Regions from separate parts of the Mus musculus genome. Here region 2 is linked to region 1. The links are chromatin loops, found by intact Hi-C in ENCODE. Cell type or tissue: left cerebral cortex. All regions are shown on one strand.

What was found. Hi-C counts contacts between places; a loop is a spot of excess contacts. Peaks named below come from ENCODE experiments on the same cell type or tissue, not always from the same donor. Only the 100,000 strongest peaks of a DNase experiment are listed, where the experiment ranks them.
Region 2: it touches region 1 in a loop (4-fold over the local background); 2 of 42 quality-filtered maps call a loop at or near these places.

What each region holds. Positions count from the first base shown.
Region 1 is chr3:131,974,965-131,977,464 of GRCm38, forward strand. All of the region lies in intron 2 of Gm29865 (a long non-coding RNA gene), which reads left to right. Among named protein-coding and RNA genes, the nearest start is that of Gm29949, 31 kb to the right of the region's middle. In left cerebral cortex, a CTCF peak has its summit at 1,172 (motif pointing right); a DNase peak (open chromatin) is centred at 1,200.
Region 2 is chr3:132,627,458-132,629,957 of GRCm38, forward strand. Gimd1 (GIMAP family P-loop NTPase domain containing 1) reads left to right here and starts at 2,389. Exons shown (of 3, transcript NM_001372140.1): 1 at 2,389-2,451. In left cerebral cortex, a CTCF peak has its summit at 1,539; a DNase peak (open chromatin) is centred at 1,582.

The DNA of each region.
Region 1 (2,500 bases):
TCTTGGAGAAAGTTAAAGGCTCCATATTTGTATTCAGCCTAAGTATGTGTTTCCTCTTTTGTATTGTTTTGTTTTGTTTCTTTACATATTTATTTATATGTATGTGTGTGCTTGATTTCTCTAAGAGAGTTAGGAAACTAAAGAGTTTCCCCCTCCCTCTTTGTTTCCTTTGTACCTGGAAATGGAGGTAGAAACTATTCTCTCTTCCTCTTCTCTTTTCATCTCTAAAGTCTCATCACTTTTCTGAATAAAGGAGCTTTTGATTCTGCTTTTGACTGACTGATCACTGTCTTTCTTAGTTTGTCATGCAACATATGAAGACAATAAAAGGAGACCCATGCAGGATCTACACACATGCAAGATCTACACACATGAAAGATCTATACATATACAAGATCTTCACACATGCAAGATCTACACATATATAAGATCTTCACTCATGCAAGATCTGTACATATGCAAGATCACACATGCAAGATCTACACATATGAAAGATCTACACATATACAAGATCTTCACACATGCAAGATCTACACATATACAAGATCTGCACACATGCAAGATCTACACACATGAAAGATCTACACATATACAAGATCTTCACACATGCAAGATCTACACATATGCAAGATCTTCACATATACAAGGTCTGCACACATGCAAGATATACACACATGAAAGATCTACACATATGCAAGATCTTCACACGTGCAAGATCTATACAAATGAAAGATCTACACATATACAAGATCTTCACACATGCAAGATCTGTACATATGCAAGATCTGCAAAATGCAAGTTCTACACATATACAAGACCTGCACACATGCAAGATCTACACTTACACTCTTTAGTTTACATGAGATCCTGAGAGACCTCCTGAGGTCACGTCACACACACACACACACACACACACACACACACACACACACACTTCAGACCAGTATCCTTAGTTTTTCCATCAGGCTCCATGAACCTCCAGGCTTCCACCAGAGACTGGAAAAAAATGCTCATGCTAAAAAAAAAAATCATAAATGTCAAAATCTGGTTCCATTTGATAATTGGTGTTGCCAACATTGGTACTTTTTCTCTTCCTCAAATCTGCCCCGTCTGGCTGCCCTCTGGGGTCACTGAAGGAGGACAAAGCTGTGGTTAGTCGTGCTTGCCACTAGAGGGCAATGCTGACCATTAACAGAGTGATTCTAAGGCGCTGGCCTTTGGAATTTGAAGCTCATCTGTACCCTTGACTGAGAGAAAGCAGATGCAGAGCTCATGCTTTGTGTTCTGTACGTGATATAAAGACTGTAGTGCAGATATTGTGAACATGGCTGACAACTGTACTCCAGAATACAACTTAGCATTTGTTTCCCAGTTTTGGATGGTCATCAATTGTGGGGATGTTACATCCTTGCATGCTGTCTCAATATGTTTTAGGAGTCCTGACTGATGGCGCATCTTTACAAATGCTACAATAAGTGTTAGTATATAAGGACCATGGGTACATGCGGAGGAGGGGGTCTGTGTGGTTCCAGTGACTTCAATGAAGTTCTCATACTGTCACATACTCTAAGATCCGAAAATGAACCTTCTTTTCTTACTGTGAGTTACAATTATTTTGTAACCTTAATTTAAATAAACACAGCATCATACAACATTATCTGAGTAGTTTCCTATCTATAAGTACATGGATATATTGGTATCATATTCATTTTGGGTAGCCTTCATATTTTACCTTTTAGGAAACCAACTAACCCAAACAAACAGAGAATACAAAGCCAGCTGTAAAAAGGAAAAAAAAAAATCTACAAAGAAATTCCAGATACAGAATGTCGTGAGGTGAGGGACCAGGCTCTATAACTGGCAACTCTAACTTGCTAATGCCTAGAGATCAGTGGAATTCTCTTGCATTTAAATGCATTCAGTAGAAATATGTGAAAAATTGCTTTCACTAGTTCCCAGGACAAGATGTTGGAATTTGTAAAACACGGTCAGATTGCTTTAATACACACTGTAAAAATAAACTATTTGATAAAAGACACTTTTAAAAATAGTTCCCATGTCTTTGGGGAAAACGCTTTTATTGTGTGTTAAGGACTCCCTGAAAGACAGGAAGCAAAATGTGAGACTGACGGGGGTAAACATGGTGGTAGGGCGACCTCTGAGGAAGGCTGCCCTGAAAGACTGGTAATATTAAAAAAAAACTTTAAAGGAACAAATCTCTCCAACTGAACTTACTAACTGTGATGCGGAAAAAAAGCTGCCGGGTGCAGGAATAAATCAAAGGATGAGTTCTTGATTATTTGAATGTCAACTTGTAAAAGATGAACTCTCTGATGCACACAAGTAAGAAATGATTTCAGATTGCCTCCCCCCGCCCAGAGCACCAATGGCCTACCTCACAAAGAGCCCTGGAAACAAACCAGGAGACATCATCCATGATTGCATAAGAACTGGAGTCATCTCTATTCTCCCGACCACCACTTCTTAAACAAGAAAGACC
Region 2 (2,500 bases), 650 kb after region 1:
ATCTGCTTATAACAGAATTCATTTGATAAAGATGTGGGATTTTATTGAATATATAGACAAGTTATAAGCTTTGTTCAGATGTGCATATACACAGGAGCACACAGAAATATATGCATATGTGTAAATATTGACTATATTCCTAACACTGCCACCTTTTCCTAACACAATTTCTCATGTTGTGGTGACCTCAAACCATAAATTTACTTTTGTTGCTACTTTATAACTGTAATTTTGCTGCTATTACAAATTGCACATAAATATCTGTGTTTTCTGATGGTCTTAGGTGACCCTTGGGAAAAGGCCATTCAACTCCCCTAAGGAGTTGAGACCCACAGGTTGAGAACTGTTGCTATATACTATATACACGTTTGAAATCAAATCCTCAGCAGCTAGGGTTTTGTCATCTGAAAATATATGATTTCATGGATGATGGAAGGTCTAATATCCTCTGGATGGTTCCTACAAGTTCCTGGGAACTAGCATTCTTACAGCACAGACCTCCTGTTTGTGACTTACTTGTCCTTACATGTCCTCTGATTTGTGTGGTCCTTATCCTGAGCTAATATACATACAGAGCTGAACCCTTTCTTTAATTTCTACCAAGTAAAATGAAATAAAAACCAAAACTAAGATGAAAATGGAAAGCCATCACAGAAGGAAACTATGAACACAAGTAGTTTTGCATCCCATAGATGCAGAGGACTAAAAGTGGCACATTAGCCCTTTTGACTCTGAAGTTGTCCCTGAGTTCTTTCCATCTTCCAATTTAGGAGATTCTCCCAGGTTGTAATGCTGAAATCCCTATCCCAGGCCACAGGCCCTTCTTCTCCTGGTGTTAATCTCTTTGCTTGGCTCTCCCCTCTCTGCCAATTCCAGCAGACTGGAATTCCTTTTTGTGGTTTTATCTAATTTTTTCAGGATCCGCTTTAATTTTTTTTAAAACTTGAAGTAGCTAATTTCTGCTTTCTAACACACATACTGAAACCATCTAATTAAGGATGAAGCCTTTTTAGTCCTGTGACAGCATAGTTAGTAATGTCAGTGGAAAAGTACTTTTTTAAGTTGTTCTTTTACCTTGATTTATCAAAGCAAACACCAAGAGAAATGCTAATATTGTTACATAATTTGTTTAATATTTGTCATTTTCCTCCTATAAATCTATAAAATAGTCTCAAATCTAATATAGCATTAGATAATGTGGCTAAACATCTGCATATCCAGTGTCATTTATAACTATGCTTGTGAACGGTCGACTTCCTTTTATAAACATCAAATTTCCTTTTATAACCCTTCCTTTTGTATTCAGCAAATGACCTAAATGCTCATCTCAAAAATGAGAGGTTGAAAAATTAGGGTCTGCGTGTGCTGGCTGCATTCCATAAAGGAACGCAGAAACCAAGGCCTGCTAGCTCCCACTCTTAAAAAAAAAAAATTCACCCTACAACGAATACATTTTGTTGCAGATTGCTGTATGTCAGTTTACACTTGGAGGCGGCAACTTAAATTCTGGTTGAAAATTCCTTCTGAGGGAACACGTTGCTACCGCCACCTGGGGGAGGCTCTTTTCTACTTCATTCCAGAGAACTAGTGCTCATGAAGGATAGATCCTTTTCGCATCTGCCTCGTCAGACCCACACAAGAAGGGGGACTACCAGCTGTCTCCAGATTGCCTTCTCAGAAGTACTACTCAGTAGACTTCTTGAGAGCTGTAAGAAAGGACCAGAATGTAGCTACAAAGACATCCTGTATCTCATGCGTGATGTGAATGAGTTTGGGGAGGTGTGGACTATCAAATAACCAGAGGAGGAAGACAAATCAGAGATTTTAAATATCAAAACAAAACTAGTTTTAAAGAAAAACAACTTGCAGCTCCTTGTGTGCCTTACATACGTCATCAGTAGGTGTTTATGAGTTTGCATGTCCCCGACCGAGCACACAAGAGATTTTAACAGCTTAAGGTGATATGTTTCAAGTATATGCAAATAACCTAGGGAATTTTTCTAGAACAATTTGAATTTGTGAATTTACTACTGTTACATAGTCTGTAAATTATTATACACACGCATATATTCACTGGCAGTTTTCATGAAGTGATGCAGGGTTTATCCATTAAAATGGAAAAGTCTAAACTGTCACTAAGAATGTTTCGTACTTTGGCTTGGGTACCTTGTTACTTAATAGAAACACACTCGGAACTTAATTCTGGAAATATAGGTTTCAGGAAGTATTGATTTAAAGGATAGTCCTGTGAGATAACATATGTAGGCTCTGATTAGAAGACAGCTAATCACTTACAAAGAGGATGTCTGGTGACAGATTAACTAAACAAAACGATGCAGTACCAGTCCCCGGCTAGTACCACACAGTCAGGAGACCAAAGTCCATTTCAAAGAATAAACTGTACTGGTTCCAAGGAAACCTGTAAAGAATACATTTCTAGCATCAAAAGAGGTAAGTGGATTTAAAATGTATCATATATGTGATTGGAACTAAACAGAAA